Regions from separate parts of the Homo sapiens genome. Here regions 1, 3 and 4 are each linked to region 2. A link is a loop called in an ENCODE intact Hi-C map of the cell type or tissue named here. Cell type or tissue: heart left ventricle. All regions are shown on one strand. Each heading gives the region's core, and the rest is flanking DNA. Links, peaks and the distances in the headings are about the cores only.

The links. Peaks named below come from ENCODE experiments on the same cell type or tissue, not always from the same donor. Only the 100,000 strongest peaks of a DNase experiment are listed, where the experiment ranks them.
Region 1: it touches region 2 in a loop (6-fold over the local background); 27 of 110 quality-filtered maps call a loop at or near these places.
Region 3: a loop joins it to region 2, with 4 times the contacts of the local background. A loop is called at or near these places in 45 of 110 quality-filtered maps.
Region 4: it touches region 2 in a loop (5-fold over the local background); 62 of 110 quality-filtered maps call a loop at or near these places.

The regions. Positions count from the first base shown.
Region 1 is chr7:50,606,183-50,611,696 of GRCh38, reverse strand. GRB10 (growth factor receptor bound protein 10) reads left to right here. Exons shown (of 19, transcript NM_001350814.2): 14 at 5,283-5,360. Among named protein-coding and RNA genes, the nearest start is that of DDC, 44 kb to the right of the region's middle. In heart left ventricle, for the core only: no CTCF peak of the experiment used is centred there; no DNase peak of the experiment used is centred there.
Region 2 is chr7:51,138,975-51,144,488 of GRCh38, reverse strand. The region is part of intron 5 of COBL (cordon-bleu WH2 repeat protein); the gene reads left to right. Among named protein-coding and RNA genes, the nearest start is that of COBL, 180 kb to the left of the region's middle. In heart left ventricle, for the core only: a CTCF peak has its summit at 2,879; no DNase peak of the experiment used is centred there; H3K27ac peaks cover 2,242 bases.
Region 3 is chr7:50,792,787-50,798,300 of GRCh38, reverse strand. It overlaps a transcript of GRB10 not described here. Among named protein-coding and RNA genes, the nearest start is that of GRB10, 13 kb to the right of the region's middle. In heart left ventricle, for the core only: a CTCF peak has its summit at 2,383 (motif pointing left); DNase peaks (open chromatin) are centred at 4,800 and 5,390; H3K4me3 peaks cover 1,369 bases; H3K27ac peaks cover 1,168 bases.
Region 4 is chr7:50,465,876-50,471,389 of GRCh38, reverse strand. DDC (dopa decarboxylase) reads left to right here. Exons shown (of 15, transcript NM_001082971.2): 12 at 1,219-1,317; 13 at 4,075-4,176. Among named protein-coding and RNA genes, the nearest start is that of FIGNL1, 18 kb to the right of the region's middle. In heart left ventricle, for the core only: a CTCF peak has its summit at 3,194 (motif pointing left); DNase peaks (open chromatin) are centred at 3,189 and 4,338.

The DNA of each region.
Region 1 (5,514 bases), core at 160-5,159, 530 kb after region 2:
GATCCAATTCTGAATGTAGTCCTGTTGTCCCATCCACTTGGCAGGTAGCATTTTGCACCCAGTAATCCACAGATTCCAGAGACATTAAGGATACATCCTAGTGCCATTTTTATAGGATGCTGGGGCCCAAACCAAAAGTTCCACAGATTGGCTTCCTGTATCTCTCTCCCAGAACCTTATTTTATGTTTTCACTGATTAAAAAAAGAATTATGGAAATCAAAACTTTACAAATTCATAATGGAAGAGGAAATGTCCATGTTAATACATCATAGATCATAGACCACTCCTGTGTAAGCCGGTTTTCAGTGTAAGGGTCATCAGTGGGAACTGGTCACATAGGTGACATCCATTGAGGGCAGTATTCTGCATGGACCTCCAGAAAGAATGAGATTGCTCTTTGTGTCCTGTTGCGGAAAAATTACTAACAATTAAAAAGCAAAGTACAGAACAGTATATAGAGAGAAGGCTACATTTGTGTGAAGGGAACAGGAAAAATTGGAATATTTGTATTTGATGGTATGCTCATGAACATTGTGTGAGCTGCAGGAGAGAAGAAAGAGGTTGCTTAGTAGGGAGAGGAGATGGGAGAGGCAGCTGTGCAGATAGGGGCAGCGGCCAGGGGTGATCTTTTGAAGCTGTCTGTATATGGTTGAAATTTTAATCTGCAAATGAATCATCTGTTTTGGAAAAGGCAAAAAAAAAAGGAAATGAAAAAGGAAAGTGGTAGTATACTCCAAGAAGCTATGAATTCTATTACTTTGGGTAATATATAATAAATCCAAGTATCAGGTTCTTAACCACTGTTTCTTGGGTGTCTCTCCTTTGTTGCGCTAACATAACGAGCCACAGGAAAGGATGTGGGCAGAGTGACTAATGCAAAACGAACTGACTTTATTGTTGTCAGTGTTAACAATGATGTGTTACATAATATTAAGATTTTTTTGAGCATTTGCTATGGGCCAGGCATTCTTTATCACTTTACTGTTTGTGACAGCTCAGTGACATGCATATTATCATCCTCATTTTGTGGATGACAAAACTGAGGCCCAAGCTGTAGCTGCCACGATGTGGCAGAGCAGGGTCAGAGCCCTGACATTCTGGCCCCAGAACCCCTTTCCTCACTACCATGCTTTGCTGCCCTCCCTAGAGCCACCTGGAAGCTGCCGTGAGTTCTGAATGCATTCCTCTTGTCCCAGCCACTTTGCAGGGAAGCACTTTGCATCCAGTGATACACGGATTCTAGAGTCATTAAGGATACGTCTTAGGTACTATTCTTATAGGAGGCTGGGGAGCCAGACCTGACAGGAAGGTGGCAGTGATGGCCTCGGGGCCGGTCTCAAGTGGAGTGCAAGTGATGTGTTTCTGCCCCAAATAGCCATAGGATTGTAATGCAATCGAAACGCCATTTGAGTGTTGTCGGCACTGATTCATTGCCCACTATACAGAAATGATAACCGGGATAGAGTTAGGGACAGTGGGGAGGTAACTCTTTATGACTCCAGGGTCTCCATGTTGACATTCATTCTAAAACAAGGCATCCCGTGTGTGTGCTCTGCCTTCCTCCAGAGGAGGACACAGGACACCGGATCCCCTTTTAGAGGATAAGAGGGTCTGAGGGCTGAAGTTGACAGGGCCCTTTTACCATCTACTACAAACAGCATCTTCATATCAACCATGGAAAGGCAGAGCTGGGTTGTTATTTTGAATTAACCTAGGACCTTCTTACATCTTTACCTACACAGATACACTTTCTTGAAAAAAATGAATAAATCTTATAACTTGGGTCTACATAGGAGAAAGCTGGCATGGCTTTACTTAGCTTTTCAGAAAGATGCTCTTAGTAGCGCCAGCAGATAATCTTTTGTCTCATTTCTTCCTGTTACATTGTTTGTTAGGTAATTTCTTGGAAGCTGTAGGAGCTGTGTGAATAGTATTAAAACTTTGCAACAATTATTTATTGCCATCTTTCCTCCTCCCTCTGTCTTCTAGAAGTCTCTTAATCTACTGTAGAAACTCATCCCCAAGAGGGAGGTCTTGCCTCATCCACACAAGAGTCCCTAGTACTGATTGCTTTGGTTTTACATGACCTGACATTGAAAAGGCAATGAACGCAGCATTAAACCTTTGCAACAATTATTTATTACCATTTAATCTTTTCTGTCTACACACACCCATATATGTAAATATATACATGCAAACATGTGAATAAAATAAAATGTGTATGTTATTAGGTACCCAAAATTGAGAATATTTGTATCTTCCTGGTATGTCAATTCTAAGACATTATAAAATATGCTTTATTAGCAATGCTCCTTGCCCCAGAGTCTAATCTGGCACATATTAATTTATTTAATGATTTTTACCTCAGCTTTGCTTCATTACACAGTTTTTCTTGGACCATCTTTTTTCTACTTTTCTGGGTCCTTATGTTTAAGGAATATCTCTTATAATCACAATGTAACTATTTTACTTTGATAATCTTTATCTTTTAACCAAAATATTTACTGTGATTTAATTGTATTATTTAGTGTGATAATCATATTTGTATTTGAACCTGCCATTTGCAGTTTTTTCCAGGTTGTCCCACCTCTCTTGTATTCCTTTTCTCTTAATTTTTTAGATTTATTAAGTATATTTATGTTTTTCCCTCTGTTAACCCAATACGTACATGTACATTTACTATTTTCTCCTGGTTACCCTAGATATCACATCTTTTTTTTTTTTTTTTTTTGAGTCAGGGTCTCACCCTGCCTCCCAGGCTGGAGTACGGTGGCATGAGCTCATCTCACTGTAGCCTCAACCTCCCGGGCTCAAACCATCTTCCCACCTCAGCCTCCTGAGTAGCTGGGACTACAGGCATGCACTTCCATGCCCAGCTAATTTTTGTATTTTTTATAGAGACAGGGTTTTGCCATGTTGCCTAGGCTGGTCACAAACTCCTGGACTCAAGCAATCTGCCTGCCTTGGCCTCCCAAAGTACTGGGATTACAGGCGTGAACCACCGCGCCCGGCCTAACATGCCCCTTGAACTTATTAAAATCTTTTATAATGTAGTACATTTACTGACTGCTTTCAGGCAGGCATGAGGACCTTTCACTCCATTTGCTCCATTGTCCCTTTTGAAGGATTCTTGTCATATATATAAAACCTCTTAAGACATAATGTTATTGTTTTATATACTCTTTAATCACCTACATCTTTGCACTTTAATATTTCCTAAATTTGCATTCTTCTCTCTGGGACTAGAAGACCTCAGCTTAGCGGTTCTTTTCATGTGGGCCTGAGAAATTTTCTCACTTTTTGTTTCACTTTCATTCTTGAAGGAACGTTTCACTGGTTATAGGATGCAAGGTTAGCGGTTATTCTCTTCTGCATCTTCCCACTGCATTGTCTTCTGAATCTTATAATTTATGTAAAAACATTAGTTGTCTGTCTTCCCATTGCTTCTGTGAAAATAATGCACGTTTTCCTCTGGTTGTTTTTGACATTTTCTTTGTGTCTGTTTCTCAGCAATTTTTCCATGATATATGCTCGGAGCGGGCTTACTTATCCTACACCCTGAATCTGTAGCTTGACGTCTTTTTGTCAACTTTGGAAAGTTTTTGGCATTATCTCATCAAATATTTCCCCTGACCTGTTCTTGCTCTTCTCTTGCTGGAGTGCAGTCGTTCCTGTATTAGACCTTTGCATCATGTTCTAGGTATTTTTATCTTAGAAATGAGTATGTGCCATGAGACCTAGAGCCAGAACTGAGCTTAGATCCCATGAAAGAAGAGCTGTCCCACTTGATGACTTCACTTCCTGTTTCTGACTCTTTCTTCTTCTCCACATGGTTGGAATGTGTGATTTGGGTGTGTAGGTTGGGATGCTGGATGTGTATGAGACTTTGCAGGGCCCTGAGTCCTCATTGCCAGGATCAGAAAGTGCAGACTACTGAGCCAGTTAGGTGGCAAGCCTCAGCTAGGGAGGGCACTGGGTCTGGAACAGGTCGTGTACGTTCAAAGTCGTGACTGCGGGCAGCTTGCCTCATTCCTCTGTGCTTCAGTTCTGTGCTCTGTAACATGGGGATAATTATAGTGTACAGCTCATAAAATGGAGAGGATTAAATGAAATAACATAAAGCACTTAGACACATAGTGTCTTAGACATATTGAGCCCATAGTGGCACTCAATAAGATTACTTGCTCTTGATGTTATTATGTTTGTCACTGTCCCGCTTATTCCAAAACCAGTCAGCTCTTCCCTCCTGAGGGGCCACAGTAGCAGCAGCACTGAGGCATGCACCATATTGAATGTGAAGTTGAATGATTTGAACTGTGCAGGTCCACTTAGAGATTTTTTTATATATATTAATCTATTATATAAAGTTAAAATTTATCAAAACTGAATGCATGCAAACACAGACTGTATATGGCACCATTTGTAGTCAAGAGATGTAAACAAACAAAGATGCGGATTACCTCAGAACTGCATAAAATTAACTATAGTCCCTGCTGTATTACTCTCATAATTTTGTAGCCACCTCCTGTTGCTAGTACAGTGAACTCAGATGTTGGACATATCCATTTAGAAACCCACCTTGTGTTGCTAATTATCTCCCCATGAGCAGGTCCTCTCTCCAATAAATTGCATGTTGTAGTAAAAAAATGGGCTCATGTTTCTGGAGTATTTTTCGTTGTGTGTAGTGCAATACAGGAACTTTAAAGAACACCATGGGACCCATGTGAAATGCCACTAGTGAAGCTGGAAGTGCGCCCAAGAACAGAGAAAAGTCACGACATGACAAGAAAAACTTAAATTGCTTGATACATACTAGAGATTGAATGGTTGCCCTCCACACCACACAGATAATTCATTGTGTCAACATGTAGACTTACAGAATCGAATGCAGTACAGTCCCATAATTGTATTGTCTCTTATGATTTTCTTAATAACATTTTTTTCTCTAGCTTCCTTATAAAAATATGGTGTAGAATACATATACGAAATATATGTTAATTAACTGTTTATGTTATCATTAAGGCTTCTGGTCAACAGTAGGCCACTAGTAGGTAAGTTTTGGGGGAGTCAAAAGCTATACTCGGATTTTTTATTTCAAGGGGCGTCATTGCTCCTAATCCCTGTGTTGATCAGGGTCAGCGGCACTCAGGCTCCTGGAGGCTGGTACAGGGCATCACTCCCTGTTCCGCACTCAACATTGCCCTTTCCTGCTGTGGCGTTTGTCACATGCCGGGCCTCGGGGCTCCCGGGCCGGTGACTAACTGTGGCTTCTCCTCTCCAGTATGGAATGCTCCTTTACCAGAATTACCGAATCCCTCAGCAGAGGAAGGCCTTGCTGTCCCCGTTCTCGACGCCAGTGGTAAGTAAAGCCAGGAGCTTCAGAAGTCTAGTGCCTTTTCAGCTTCTGCATCACATGTGTTAAGGACGCCTCATTTCACACAGGGTGGGCAAGAGAAGCTCTGGAGAGTGTGTGTGCATTTCAGGGAAGCCAGTATGTCCCACGATGACGTGGG
Region 2 (5,514 bases), core at 288-5,287:
CTCCGGGGTTTCGGATATGCTTGGATTGGTGTGCAGCCTGGGTGTGTGCATCATTAAAGCTCCAGGGAGTTCCGTGCAGCTGAGTTTTCGAACCTCTGCCCCAGAGCCAGCCTGTCTGGCTCCACCACTTCCTAGTGTGTGACCTTGGGCAACCAGTAACTCGCTGTACCTGAGTTTCCTTAGCTGTGAAATGAGGACCATGTAATTACCTTCCTATAGAGCTGGTATGAGGGTCAAGTGGGTTCATATATGTAAAATACATGTCTGCACACGAATCTATCACCATTTTCTGAGCCTGGAGTTTAGATTTCCTCCCTAACCGGCTTAGTTGTTCTCTTTGCACCTGGCAGGTGTCAGCTCACATGCCGCCCAGGTGGAGAGACCACACTTCTGCTAGCCTGGGACAGTCCCAGCAATGCTGATGTCACTGCATTCTTTCCCATTAGGCTTACTTTAGATCACTTGAAAAATAGTTCTATTTTGGATAATAAATTATGTGGCCACCCTCTTAACCCTCTTCTATAGCATGCTACATATAGGTAGTGATGAATGGTAAGTCCCTTAGAAGATTAGAGAGGGCAACATTATAAACAGTGCATCAGAGAATTAGTCTGCTCCCCCAGAAGAGAGGCTCTTGAACCACACAGCTACTTTTCCTGCTTCTTAAAAAATAAATCCTACTTTTCTTGAAAAGAAGTTTTGCCAAGGAAGAAATCTGATCAGCTTTTTTCCTCCACTCATGACTCAGTTACCTGGAGTTACAGGGAAGCCTTCCTGATTTGGTACACGTTTTAGAAACAATCATATTTATTGCACAGGAATTGTTCCCTTTTTTGTTTTGTTTCTGTGTCCTGTAGTGGTGCCCTTTCAGTCGGCACCCAGACCTGCCCCATGCACATCTACAGCCGAGTTTCTCATTCCTTTCCTGATCTAGTCCATGGTATTATTAAAATGCTCATTAACAGAATGCCCACTTAACACGAAATACTTGGTTTCGTTTGGAGAAATCCATTTATCTGGAGGAGGGCTACACATAAAGTATCACTCTTGATGAAGTATAGAAAACTGAACTTATAAGTCAGTTATTCAAAATGTGTCACCACATAAATTATGGCAAATTTTACATGTGCATTTGAGAGGGAAAAACCTTCCCTTTTTCATTAGGATTGTATTATTTTTATAAGTTGGAACCTCATTTTTCCCTGAAACTGTATCTAATTGAGTTTGCCTCAGCTGAAATCTCGCATCTGACCGCAAGCAGTCACACAGACACACACACACGCATGCAGATTGAGGCATGCCCTGTGAACATCCTTTCCCTGATGCTCTTCTCTGCTGCTGCCAAGCCCCCACTCCTTGCTTTTTAATTCTGGTCAGTCACTATGCTGCACATTATGACTTAACTTTTCATAACATTCTCTTGCCTTATCCTTCCCCTTTGATGCCCTTCCTCTTACTTTTCCTCCTCCACCTGCCCTGATGAAGTTTGCACCATGCACTGCATCTCTCCCTCCCCCTGGCTTGGCTGGAAATGAGCTTCTGCGGTCTGCTGTGGCCACTGTCACAGGATCCTGCCTGCCTGAGGACACACATCGCATGTCATCCATCTTTGAAGCACCCCGGGGCTCATTTCCTTTTAATTTACAAGCTTTTCAGAAACTTCTGCCTTTCTGAAATTGTCATTGTTAAGCATTCTAAACATTCAAATGCCTGGCAGATGGTCCTGCTTCATAAGACTGAAATACTGTCTGATAGCTCACCTTCAATCATGTCTTCCAGTTATGTTAAGGGAAAATAAAATACCAGCTCGGGCGCTGTAGCTCATGCCTGCAATCCCAGCACTTTGGGAGGCCAAGGCGGGTGGATCACTTGAGTTCAGCAGTTCGAGACCAGCCTTTCCAAGATGGCAAAACCCTGTCTCTAGTAAAAATACAAAAATTAGCCGGGCGTGGTGGCACGCTCCTGTAATCCCAGTTACTCAGGAGGCTGAGGCAGGAGAATCCCTTGAACCAGGGAGGCAGAGGTTGCAGTGAGCCCAGACCACACCATTGCACTCCGGCCTGGGTGACAGATTCTGTCTCAAAAAAAAAAAAAAAAAAAAAAAATCAAATACCAGTTGGATACTCTTTGTTTGCTCATTTTAAGAAAATGTCTTGCCAGGCGAGAAACCATCAGAGAGCTTGTGTGACACGGTATTTTGTTGGCTGAAGTATGCATCCAGACCAAATAGCTTCTGCCACTTTTCTTCTTCTAAATACTTAAAATGCCATCCCCCAGGCATTCCATGGGGTACTTGGCCAAAAAAGAGCGATCATTTCCTACTCGCCTCACCCTCTAGAAATGAGATTCCTAAGTTCCATTGTCCTGCCCATTCATGGTGATCAGTTCACATGAAGCTGGCATGCTTCATGGTTCTTTCTTTGCCGCTTCCTCGGAATCAGTGCAGGATTTCCAGGATGCCAGAAGACAGCTCAGGATTTGGCTCAGGGATTCAGCTTAAGGAGTGTCTGTCAGGAAGGCTGTGCCCTGAGGATAAGGAAATGCAAAGACAAAGACAGAGAACACCCTCTTGGGAAGGAAAGTTGGCCTTGCCCTTACCCAAGACTGTGCCAGCCACCACAGATGAGAAGCAGCATTCTCCCCATTCTCACCTCACCAGGAGCTTTGACAGACCTGAGCTGCTCTGCCCAACAGACCCCAGGGAGTGCCCGTTCGCCTCATCTGGTTTATGTCACATTGTTCTGCCTTGAGTCCTGTCAACACCTGTATCTGAAGAAAAGCCAGTGTGGATAACAGGTTCTGGAATCTTCCCTCCCACTCGATTCTTTAACAAAGCCTTAAAAAAAAAAAAAAAAGTTGTAAAGCCTTTCAAAAGGGGGCAGCATCGTCTAAGGAGAGGAGGCTGCAGGCAGCAACAGGAACATATTTCTAGTTTCATCTTTCTAGTTTATTCTATCACTAGGGAGCTGAGCCATCCTGAGTAGCTCTGTCTGGGCCTCAGTTTTTCTAATTTATTATATCACTAGGGCACAGAGCCATCTTGAGTAGCTCTGTCTGGGCCTCAGTTTTTCTCACCATCAAAACAGCAAACATCATGTCCTTCTAAGAGGATCTGATCCCATTTAGAAGAGCCTCTGCTGAGAGGATTGTTGATTGCCAGCTCAGAGTATACTTATTGTAACCAAAACATATCCCTTAACCTTGAAACAGAAATCAACATCTGAATTCCTCAATAGCCATGTCAAAAGATCTACTCAGGCTTTTAGTAGACTTGATTAAATGAGTCAAGGTATAATTGTATTTGTAGGATGGACACCTTTGAGAAATGGAAACAAAATGACCATTTCTCTTTTTTTTTTTTTAAATCGATTTAAACAGAAAGATTTCAGGTACAGCATCTCCTGTTTGTCCCTGGAAGTGTATTGTGCAGTACAGTAAGGGGTTGAAGTACACCAAGCCCCTTTTTGTTGTATGAACAGATTGATCCATCTTAGGCTGTGTGATGGGTGTGCTCGTGAGGCAGCTCTGTGAGGATATCTTCAAGAATTTTGGCAAAGGGAAATGGACCATGGCAGTCTGTGCTGACTCGAAATAGGGATGTTTACGTTGAACATGCTCAGCTTCTTGTCTGGTACTGATCTCTGATCAATTATAAGTCAATGAGCGAGGGAGACAACGTGTTCTCTGCGGTACCTGTGAGCCCTGAAAGTATTCCAGGAACACCCTGCACTCTCAGTGCCCTATCAGGTTCTATGGGGCACTTGTGCTGTCAGGGCCGTGCCCCTGCTGCCTGGTGCTAGATCTGCATAGCTCCTTGTCCCTGTCAGTGGAGTAGTGTTTTGTCGTCACAATGAAAGTCAAATAAAAGGAAAATAAGCTTTGCTGAGATGAGTACATTTTAAACAGAAGCAATCAAATATGTACATATATATATACGCACACACACACCCATGCATACATAAATGTTTGTGTGTGTGTAAATTTAAAATTAGGACCCATGTCAAAAGCACTTGTGGCAGATGATACTGGTTTTATTTTGAGCTGGCACTCAGATCTGGAAACGGTTAGCTTCCTCTTCTTCCTGTCTTCTCTCCCCAGATGCGCGTATGAGAGTCAAATCACTGATGTTTTACACTGAATGTAAGGAGTTAATTGGCTATCAGTGGTGTGGTGACATGGACACAGAGAGTTTTGCATTGTCTTTGGTGGGCGCCATTGAATTCGACTATCCATTGAATGACAGCAGCTGGCCTGGAGGAAGTTTAAATCCCACCAACCTAAGTCCCATGAAGCCTGAGATAGAAGGTTCTGTTTGCTTAGTTTTCTTTTCTGTTATTCATTGCTTTTTCTTAATGATTTATCTGGTTGCACTTGCAACTCCTGAGAAAATTTGATAAGATCATGACTGCCAACATCTGTGGATTTTGGTGCCAACCTTTGGTGAGAGCTATGACTCACTTCCCTACAAAAAAAGAACTTGATATTAAAAACATGTATATATTGACAAGCTTGGACAGGAAATCAAACCTCTCTTGCAGGCAAGCAGTGGCCTGTCCCTCATGAACTTTGCCACTTTGTAGCAGGAGACAACCAAGGAAACTGGGATAATAGGGGGGGCCAAGCTGTTTTGACTCCAGACTGCATGCATTAAGCTCTTGGTTTTCCCTTTGACTTCGTATTGATATGAGTCAGGACTTTAAAGGACTCAATACTTCACAATGTTTTCCTCCCACATTATTCTGTGGATTGCTTTCTAAATTCTGCGCACAAATTCCAAAAGTAGGGAAAGAAGATAGAAATGAAGCACAAGTATTCGCTGGACAACATAAAGTTTTTGGCTTCCCATGGGTTGAAGGTTGAGAAACACTGTTGAGTAGCAGAACTGAGAAGAGGGTCTGGTGGCTCAGGACCACTGGACCCTGCAATCGACCTCCTTGGGAGCATTGTGGGAGGTGGGAAGAGATATTTGTTAATTGTGTAGAGCAAATTAGGGGAGAAAAATCATCTGTTCTATTGAAATTCAGTTAAGTTCCAGAGTCACAGATGAAGGCCTCATGAGGAGCCCATTGTCTGAAGATAATCAATATCAGAACTTCTAGGAGGACTGGGATGGGGTGCACTTCCGCCTTCTGACTTTCTGCCATTCAAGGTCATCTCAGTGTGGCCCTCATGAGGTCATGGCCACCCAAAATAGGTATCAGAGAAGAAGGAAACCACATATATTAGACACTTCTAATGTGCTTTATCTAAATTACTTCATTTAATGCTTGTAACAACTTTGAAGGAAATGGATTTTTCCCCATTTTAAAGATGGGGATGTACCTACTTTATGGGGTCTATTCCCATTCCTTACCTTAAAAAATAGATAATGCAAAATGTCCAGGATGCTTATGACAGCAAAAAAAATTATGAATTAAAACCTGAAATCAATATGAAATGGAAGGGGGCTGTAAAGTTCTTTTAAGGGAGTATTCTGCACAGACCTTCCTTAAGTGCTCAGGGCACTTACAGGAC
Region 3 (5,514 bases), core at 391-5,390, 350 kb after region 2:
CAATCTTGAGAGCAACATGGCTGGGTGTGGTGACTCACACCTGTAACCCCAGCACTTTGGGAGGCTGAGGAGGGAGGATTGCTTTGAGGCCAAGAGTTCAAGACCAGCGTGGGTAACACAGGGAGATCTCCATCTCTCCAAAAAACAAAAAAAGAAAGAAAGAAAAGAAAAGCAAAACCTAAGAACTGAAAGAGGATCAGTTGCCTGGAGTAGGAAGGGGGACTGACAAGGAGCATGAGAAAACTTTTTGGGGTGAAAACTATTTGTATTAATGTCTTTACTGGTTCCATAACTATATACCTTTCCAAACTCCACAAATTGTACATTAAAAAATGATAAATTTTCTGGTCAGCAAATTATACCTAAGTAACCAGCCTGAATAAACATCTTTCTGTGAGCCTCTGTTCTGGTTGTAAAGACATTTTGATCCAAGCAACTTCAGAAAAGGAGAGTTGATATTAAGACAATATAAGGAAAATGGGGCCAGGTGTGGTGGCTCACACCTGTAATCCCAGCACTTTGGGAGGCCGAGGCAGGTGGATCACCTGAGGTTGGGAGTTCAAGACCAGCCTGATCAACATGGTGAAACCCTGTCTGTACTACATATATAAAAAATCAGCTGGGGATAGTGGCGCATGCCTGTAATCCCAGCTACTTGGGAGGCTGAGACATGAGAATTGCTTGAACCTGGGAGGTGGAGGTTGCAGTGAGCTGAGATTGCGCCACTGCAGTCTGGCCTAGGCGACAGAGCCAGACTCTGTCCCTACCCCCTCCAACCCCCCACCAAAATCAAAACAAAACAAACAAATAAACAATGACGGAAAATGGAATTCTATGGAAGTTCAAAACAATAGCTGTACCAGCCTGGGCCCAGAGAGACGGGAGGCACGACGGCATCTGTTTGGGTCTTTGTACTTTACACCATCCTTATGCTGAGCCCAACTCGCCGTTCCTCACCTGGTCTCCATTGTGCAGATCCCACCAGTACTTCAAGTTCAGAATCCCAGGTGCAGGCTTCTGATTGGTTGGGTCACCCTTCCGCCCACTGGCCCACCTACCTACAGAATGGGAATCTCTGGGCCAAGCGTCATCCCTGACCAATTTAATTGGTACTTAGGAATCAAGGAAAACCAGGGTTGTGGGGAAACTCTAGACAGAGCAGGGCTAGCTGGGGGGCACTGTGCTGGTAGGCCCCATAACAGACATATCCGGTGCTCTCATCGCCATATAAGCCTATACTTGACAAATAAGTATAAATAGTTAAATATAAATCTGACAAATAAGTCCCTTCTTACCCCTCCAGCTTGGTGTGTTATCAAAACTCTAACCCCAGACCCAGCAGCAACATTCTGTGACTAAATGCAACTACTTGGTACTGCGCCCTGAGGGAGCCAAGGTCTTTCATGGGTTTGGTCTGAGAGACACGCCTGTCCCTCAACCCCAAAGGCCTTTTCTTCAGTTCTCTTTGCCTAACTTACCATCTTTGATGTTCTAGGGTGCCATGGGGGCATGGCAACCACTGGGAAGCCTTCCTTGAATGCTGCCAGGCTCCCCACCTCTAGACTCCAGGGTGGCCTGTCCATCTCGTTTTGGAGTGTTTGGAATACTGGTGTGGATGTAGATCGTGCATCATGCAGGAGTCTATTAAAAATGGGCTGGGCGTGTTGGCTCACGCCTGTAATCCCAGCACTTTGGGAGGCCGAGGTGGGCGGATCATGAGGTCAGGAGATAGAGACCATCCTGGCTGACACAGTGAAAGCCCGTCTCTACTGAAACAATACAAAACAATTAGCTGGGGGTGGTGGCAGTCGCCTGTAGCCCCAGCTACTCAGGAGGCTGAGGCAGGAGAATGGCGTGAACCCGGAAGGCGGAGCTTGCAGTGAGCTGAGATCGCGCCACTGCACTCCAGCCTGGGTGACAGAGTGAGACTCCGTCTCAAAAAAAAAATTGCAGATGAACCCTGGAAGTGTGAACTCTCCAGAGCTTGGGTGGGCCCAGGGATGTGTAGTGCAAGCAGGCTCCTCAGGTATTCTGGGGCAGGCACTATGATTATATTATGACTATAGACTACCCCCTTCCCCTTGCAGGGGTGGGCAGGCGGCTGCTTTCCAGACATGTGCTCGCATGTCCACATGGGCCGCATGGGATGGTGGCTGGGCCGTGTGACTAGCAGTGGCTCATGAGAGCAGAGGCGAGGGCCACTGCTGCTCAAAGCAGTTAGCTGTCAGGGTGCCATTCACCCTGACTACTTTCCCTTTGTCAAGGTTACTGGCAATGTTTGAGACAGTGCCCAGGTCTCAGAGGCTCCTGAGAAATTAATTCACTGGACAGTATTCCCCAGTAATGACTATTCACTTAGTGCCCTCTCTGTCCCAGGCACTCCACCTGCTGGAAGGACACTAGTGAAGGGGCACAGAGTTGCCACAGTCACCATGCTTACAGTCAACAGGGGAAGACAGATGTTAATCAATTCATTACTAATTAAAAATTAGAGTCTATCAGATTCTCTACTTTCAGCTGAAGGAGGCTTCTAGCTCATGTTTAGATAATTGAATTTCTCACTATCACGGAATCCTGTGTCCTGACACCTAATTCCAGCTTATATGTTTCCCCTTGGGGAAGTGCTTGAACTACAAGCCTCCCTGTCTTGCCCAGTATGCTGAGCTCTCCAGGATAACGTATAGGCTGCATGGCTAGATTCCACTGTGGCTGCCACCCTGTTGAGAGGGAGCATTGTGCGTGGGCAGGGGCATCTGGAGTTTGGGGGAAGGGAAGGCTATAAGATACAATCTGTATATAGGATTGGCTCATCCAGGATCACTGCACAGAGGACAGCTGCAGCTTCTGCAGCCACAAGAGTGACAAGTTCATGAACTTGCATCAGAAAGTGTCTCTGAATGGGTTCTGCCCACTGATGTCTACAGAGAGCCAGGAAATGTAGGGAATGAGGGCCTGTCCTAGGAATTCTAGAGACCTATGCTAGCAGGAAAACACTTAAGGACATTTATCTTGATCACTTCTCTGTGAATAGTAATGTCTGAAAACCCATACATTTTGAGACAACTAAATGCAATACCTGACTCTAGACCTCAATAGTGGATCTTGTAACAGAGGGAAAGAAATACTATGGAAGACATAGTCAGATCAACTGACTATACCGGAATATGGACCTAGATTGGATACAAGTATTTTATCAATATAAATTTACGAATTTGGTGACTATTGTGGTTATGCACATAATATCTCTACTCTTAGGAAAGACACATCAATGTATTTAGGGGTAAAGGGGCCATAGTGTATGGAATTTACCCACAAGTGATTCCAAAAGAACATATGTCTATGTATCAAGGAACTTTTGAAACCTCTATCAAAGCCTCCTTGCCTATCAGGCTATCTGACTGGTGTAGGCATGGATTGCTGTTTGGACCTTCAGCAGAAGCTAGAAGGTTCAAAGCTGATGCATTTGTGAGAAGTTGGCTCAAACTGAGTTTTCTGTTCTTTAATTTTCTTTTGAGTCCTTTGTCTGCAACAGGAGTCCTCTGTGTTCCTTTCTTCTAGGAATCTAAAATCCTTTGATATCATCCTCTCTTGATTTTCATCTTACGTGTTTCTGAGCTTGGACCAATAGGCAAAAATTTAGGGAGGTCTGTTTCAGTTACAGGGAAGGATGACCTTTCCATGAGTAACATCTGTCTAAGGTGGAATAACTCCTGCTAGAAGCAGGTGCCTACGAGGGGCTTTGGTACAATACCGTACATGGCTTCCAATCCTTGCTCTGCACTTACCAGCTACTTGACTTTCAGCAAGTCACTTAACCTCTCCAAGATTCAGTTTCCCAGTCCGTACACAGTGGGACTCTAACAGTAACACCTAGAGGGCCACAGTGGGGGTTACATGCAAGGATTCATGAAGGTTTTGCACAAAGTGCACGCTCTATGAAGGCAAGATATTGTCGCAGCTGCGTTTAGAACGCCAAGACCCAGGAAAAGACATACTTATCGTTATGCTATGTGTATTAGAGTTTTGACTCGGTAGAGATATTAAGAATCACACTAACGACAATGGCTTCCGTCAATTGGGGGGTAGGGGAGTCTTTTTCGCAGTCACTTTATGTTCCCAGTATGACCTCATTTAATCCCCAGGACACCAACCCTCAGGCGGGCGTTATTAGCCCATTGTAAAGATAAGGACACCAGGCTTGGCAGCATTAAGAAAAAATGAAGGGCCTCTCACTCCACCCGCACTTCGATACTCATACGCAGATGGGGCAAACTGAGGCTCAAAGAGGTGAGGCCCCAGACCTGGCTGGCTGTGAGCAAACCCAGGTTTCCTTTTCCCAGGCCGGGTGCCTTCAGCCCACGACAGAGTACGGGGCAGCCCCAGCTCTTCCGTCCCGTCCTGCTGCGCCCAGGATAAAGGATCTGGACTGCGCAGTTAATACTTTGTGCGTTTCAAACAGTTCGCTTATAAATTGTCTTTCGGGACAGGTCCAATTTGTCCTTTCACTGGCGAAGCCTCCTGAGCCGCGGCGGTCGTGGTCCCGCGCCCGAGTCCCGAGGACAGCAGGAGGGGGGAACCCGCTCAGCAGCCCGGGGCAGGAACCTCCGGGAGCTTCTGGCCCCCCGGCCGTCCGGCCCGCGGCCCGCGCCCCCGCGCCACGCCCTGCGCCCAGGCCCCGGCTCCTCCCGCGCTGGCGGCCGCCGAGCGGTCCGGGCGGCGGCGGCGGGAGGAGGAGCAGGAAAAGTAGCCGGGGGAGGAGGCGGAGGCGGAGGCGGCGGCGGCGGCAGAGGCGGGGAGGGCGGGCGGGGCCGGGCGAGTTTAAAGCCCATCGAGGGGGTGGGGAGGTCGGGAGGAGGCAGAGAGGGAAGCGAGCTGCGGCCGGGCGGGCTCGGCGCTCGGAGACCCGGTGGAGCCCAAAGTTTCCGCGCAGCCCCTGGGTGGCGGCAGCGCCGGCGGCGCGGGGCGCCCGGGACAGTCTTGAGCGCCGGCCTCGCCCCGCGGGGACCCGCGCCCGCCGCCGGCCACGCCGAGTGTCGCCCGCAGCCACGCGGAGGCGGCGGGGAGCCGCGCGCGGCAGGTACGGAGTTGGGCGGGGAGCGCGGCGGCAAGTTACTTTGTGGTTGGCGTCCCCGCGGGGCCCGGGACGGCCAGGCGGGTCCCCGCGCCGTCATTGTCTGAGCGCTGGGCGGCCGCGGCCGGGGACGCCGGGCCCCGCGGAGGCGCGGCGGGCGGAAGGGCGTCGCCTCCGGGCCGGGGGCTCCGGCGCCCCGGGCCCGCAGCGGGCGGTGCTCGGAGGCGGGACTGGGGCTGCGGGCGCGCGGCGGAGGCGGAGGCAGCCGGGCGCCCCGCGGGGCTCTCCGCGCTGCGTTCCCGACCCCTGGGGGGAGGTGTGGAGTCCAAGCGGTGCATTCTTGAACCATCTTGTCAGACGCCGGCGGCTCGCGGGCTGTGGCGGGGGCTGCGGTCAAGGCCGCGCTCCTGGGGGCCGCCGCCTGGGAGGGTGGGCGCCCAGGC
Region 4 (5,514 bases), core at 143-5,142, 670 kb after region 2:
TATTTATTTTGAGATGGAGTCTTACTCTATTGCCCAGGCTTGAGTGCAATAGCGCCATCTTGGCTCACTGCAACCTCCGCCTCCTGGGTCCTGCCTCAGCTTCCCAAGTAGATGGGATTACAGGCATGTGCCACCATACCAGGCTAATTTTTGTATTTTTAGTAGAGAGAGGGTTTCATCATGTTGGTCAGGCTGGTCTCAAACTCCCGACCTCAGGTGATCCACCTGCCTTGGCCTCCCAAAGTGCTGGGGTTACAGGCGTGAGCCACCGCATCCGGCCTTCACCCACACTTTAAAAAACACCTGCAAGCCCTCCTACTGGGGAGCAGTGCGGGACTCAGGACTCCGGCTAAGCAGTCCCACCCGGCAGATGGCCCAGCTGCGCTAGAGTGTCGCGCCTGGCTGCACTGTGTCACCCAGGCCCAGTAGGGAGCTGGCTCAGCTCTCCTCAGTGTCTCCTTTATAGCTGAAATAGAATATGACTGTTAAGATGACCACACAGTGCTGCTATGCTCACTTCCCAGCAGTCTCCTCGTCCCAGTCCTTCCTTACTCACTTCACCACATCTCCATCCCTCAGTGTGTGGGGGCCGGTCAACTGACTGGGTCTGGGAAAACCAGAGGAAGGACAGGGAAAGCTTCTGGAGCACCAGCATGGAGACACACATTGTGTCTTCTGATGAGGGGTCTTGGGGTCACTCCATGGTGATCAGTAGGACCAAGAGGGAACCAGTATTGCTCTAGAAAACAGTGCCAGAACATCTGGGGCAGAAGTGGCAGACAAGAGCAGGTTCTGGCTCCCTCCTTCCTCGTAGGCAAGGACATCAATGAAAATTACCCCCTTATCCCCACTGGATGGTGAGCTCACTGGGGGCAGGGCCGTGTCTTCCCTGTTTGCTCACCACGGAACCCTAGGGGACAGCCCAAGGTCTGGCCCTGCTGTGCATGCCGCAAACACCTGTTGAGTGAAAACAATGAACATCACTGGCTCCCAGGTCAACAGTCCCCATCTGTGTTCCTTTCTCTTGGAGATTTGCAAAGAAAGCCTCTGCCCACATCACCGAGGGCCCTGCCATCCAAGACAGGCCATGGCAATGGGAGCAGGTTGGCCACCAGGGAATCGGCTGCCTCCAAGAGAAATAGGCGAGCCGGTGAGCCGAAAAGGAAGCCAGCTTTTAATATCTTCCTCACTGATGGTCTGTTTCATGTTTCATTTCAGCATTGGCAGATACCACTGGGCAGAAGATTTCGCTCTTTGAAAATGTGGTTTGTATTTAGGATGTATGGAGTCAAAGGACTGCAGGCTTATATCCGCAAGGTGACTTTGTTTTTATTATTTATCACGGTAAAATTGCGGAGGTCTTTCGGGACTTTAGAAATAAATTCAAATTTTTTTTCTTTTTTTTTTTTTGAGACAGAGTTTCACTCTTGTCCCCCAGGCTGGAGTGCAATGGCACAATCTCAGCTCACTGCAACCTCTGCCTCCTGGGTTCAAGCGAATCTCCTGCCTTAGCCTCCTGAGTAGCTAGGATTACAGGCATGCGCCATCATGCCCAGCTAATTTTTGTATTTTAAGTAGAGATTGGGTTTCACCATGTTGGTCAGGCTGATCTTGAACTCCTGGCTTCAGGTGATCCACCCACCTCAGCCTCTCAAAGTGCTGGGATTACAGGTGTGAGCCACTGCACCTGGCCTTCAAATGTCTTAATAAGCAAATACATGGCAAGAGAACCAGACTGTAGTTTGGGTTGTTGAGATGAGGTTATTTATAAGATCTGTTAAGTCACTTTCGTTAAGATTGCAGGTTATCAGGTCCAGGAAGATGGTCACAGTAGAAACATCACATAGGTTGTGCTTTAGCCACATCTAGCCAAGAATGAAGTTCATTGAGCAATGGCAATTATGAGAACATAAGGACTGTGTTTTTCTCCCCCAAAATTGCCAGAATAAGATAGATATTCCCTAGTCCAGTGGTTCTCAGACATGCTTCCAGACCAGCAGTGCCGGCCTGCAGTGGGGCCCAGCAACCTCTGTTTTAACAAGCAAACCAGACACCTTCTCTATGCACTAAAATTTGAGAACCACTTATCAGCTCCAAGCCCCACTCCCCTGCTTTTTTTTTTTTTTTTTTTTTTAAAATAACAATTGGCTGGGTGTGGTGGCTCACGCATGTAATCCCGGCACTTTGGGAGGCCGAGGTGGGCAGATCATGAAGTCAGGAGTTCTAGACCAGCCTGGCCAACATAGTGAAACCTTGTCTCTACTAAAAAAAAAATACAAAAAATTAGCCAGGCATGGTGGCAGGCACCTGTAATCCCAGCTACTCGGGAGGCTGAGGCAGAAGAATCACTTGAACCTGGGAGGCAGAGGTTGCAATGAGCAGAGATTGTGCCACTGCACTAAAGCCTGAGTGACAAAGCAAGACTCCGTCTCACCAAAAAAAAAAAAAAAAAAAAAAATGAGGAAACTGAGTCCTGAATATGAGCCTGGATCTGCCTAGAGCCACCCGTTTAGCCAGCTGCAGAAGGCCTGCTGCTGTTCTGCTGGCTCTCTCTGATCCTGGTGTCCTTCCTAAGCTGTGGCCTCATCTTGATGGACAGAGGTCCCCAGGCTTCATGGGAACAAGCACACTTATGATATTCAGCCTTAGTGATGGTAACAGCCCTCCATTTTAAGTCCTGTTGCCACTTCACAACCAGGTGTGCAGGGGCAGGTGTCCCCAGCCACCTCCTCTGTGGCACAGCATATATAAACACATCCATCTGCAAGCTTCATAGAATGCCTAGGATGTGCCATGAACTGCCTACTCCCAAAGCTTCGGTGAGGACAGTTCCAGGAGCTGCCGAGCACTATGAGGACCTGTTTGGGGGCGAGAACTGGGAAAGGAGTATGTATATGAATTCCTGGGTAGGAAATCCCCCTCTACCCATTTGAGACGAATTCAGCTTTTTTGGGGAAAGAAAGCCAAAAAATAAGGGATTTATCTCCCCACAATGATGACGTCTTTAAGCTCAAGGACAACTAGTTATGATCATGCTGGCTCCTGTTTAAAACACACTCCACTTCTTTCTTAAAGGGGACCCAATCCTGCCTTAGGAGCAGAGTCCAGCGATGCTCAAAGCCTGTCTCCTTGGGCGGGAACCGGCTTTCGGGATCGCCCATGAGGCCGAGGTCTTTGGCGCTCTCTGGTGGCATGACGAGGAACCACTCGTATGACACGTGTTTTTGTCCCAGCCACCCCCTGCCCGCGAGGCGCCGCGTTTCCGCAGGTCCTCCCCAGCACCTGCAACATGGGGGCCCTGCTGTATCCGCGGGCTTAGAATGAGCAAGGCACGGGCCTACGCCACGGAGGGCTCCTTCTCCTAGGATCACATGCTGTCTGAATAGCTTCTGAGTTCTATAACTATTTGGAAGTGAAATAAGGTCAGTGTGATATTCAATGAGAGGAAGGCCGTTTCTGAATGTGACAGAGCGGACAGGATGCCCAGCTCTAGGTGGCAAACGCGGAGGAGGAGCAACAGCTGTGGCAGCCACAGAGCTGCAGCTCCATCAGGCTGCCTTAGAATCCTAGCTCAGCCAAGGCCTCCGGGTGCACCTTGGGCATGTCGCTCACCCTCTCCCAGCCTGTTTTCTTATCTCCAAAATGGGGATAATCATGATATCTTCTGTGTTGTGGGCTGTCCTGAGGATGCCGCAGTGGTGAGCGCTGGCACCTCAAGCACAGAGGAGCAACTCGATGGGCATTAGCCATTGTCTCTTCCAGAATGATCAAATACCTCCTCACGGTGTTTATTCTAACATTATAAAAGACAGTTTGGGTGGGATAAGAATAGTCCCATGAACAGAAGAAAATGACAATTGGTGTTCTGAGGACACTAGACCTGTGCTAATGTAGGGAATGAGTTTCTTAGCCTGCCTGGAAACAGCTGGTCAGTGAACGGTAAAAGCACTTGAGGAAAATTGCCAAGAGCGTCTAAATGAATTATACATGGGCAGTCTAATAAGGTTTTCTAGGTAGTTAAGTTCTGAATTAAATGGCCATGAGAAAAACAGATTTTCCCTTTCCTCTTTGAAGCATGTCCAGCTGTCCCATGAGTTTGAGTCACTGGTGCGCCAGGATCCCCGCTTTGAAATCTGTGTGGAAGTCATTCTGGGGCTTGTCTGCTTTCGGCTAAAGGTTTGTCTACATCTATTCCATTCTTCATTTTCTGTGAATGTGACAGAGGGGAAAGTGTTGTTCATTACCTCCATGCTCAAACACTGGCACTGGCTCTCCAGAGATGGCAGAGCAAAGCCTGCATTCTTTGGCCCACCGGCCTGCCCTGCCCCATGCTACACAGCCTTGTTTCCACGCACAGCGGCTGTTCCCGCTTCCTCAAGCCTGCCATGAGACTTCTAACTTACATAGCTTATTGGCCGCAGAATCTTTACCATTTTTCCTTCCTCAAGGCTCCATCCCACACCTCTGCCACTGGCCCTCCTTGGAGGACAGCGGCCTGTCCATAGCCTCACTAATCTGAGTGTCTTCTGTGGATCAACAGCATCAGCATCATCAGCATTGTCTGGGAGCTCCTTAGAAAAGCCAGTCTTGGGCCCCACCCTAGAGCTGCTGGCTGCGCACCTTTACAAGATGCCCACACAGGAGTCTGTTTGACACTGTGTTGTGGCGTGCTGTTATTTTGCTGCCTGATGCTGTGCATTCACCAGGTGAGGGCAGGCTGGCCCACACGGGTTGGGGCATAAGCCATCTCTACTGAGAATCATGATACAGTTCTCAAAAAGGCTCTAAGATGCACTGCACACATGCCCCTTGGTAATCTCCCTTGTGTACACAGAGCCAGGTGAGACCAAATGCTCTGTTTGGTTTATAAGGTTTTTTTTTTTTTTTTTTTTTTTTCTTTTTGGAGACAGAGTCTCCCACTCTGTTGCCCAGGCTGGAGTGCAGTGGTGTAATCTCGGCTCACTGCAACCTCTGCCTCCCGGGTTCAAGTGATTCTCCTGCTTCAGCCTTTTGAGTAGCTGGGATTACAGGTGTGCGCCACCACGCCCAGCTAATTTTTGTATTTTTAGAGATGGGGTTTCACCATGTTGGTCAGGCTGGTCTCGAACTTCTGACCTCGTGATCCACCCGCCTCAGCCTCTCAAAGTGCTGGGATTACAGGCGTGAGCCACTGCGCCCGGCTGAGGTAGCTTTTAATTCACAATCATTTCAAGCCTTTCCAGGAGGCTTCCTTGTTCAAATTAAAGACAGCACTCAGGAGAAGGAGCAGGCTGGGGTCAGTGTCATTGTCAAGGGGCTGCCAGTCAGAGTGTGGCACTGCCACTCCACCTACTATGTCCTTTTGCCTCACCTGACTCTTGGAGCTCTGAGGCGAGGAGGAGCTGCAGCCGTGGGAAAGCCTGCAGGTAGCAGAGCAGGAGAGGAGACTTGAGCCCTTGGAAGAGCACAAAGTGATGAGACCTGGGAGGTGCACAGAGGACCGAGAGGGCAAGACACGCTCTGGATGTTTGTGGG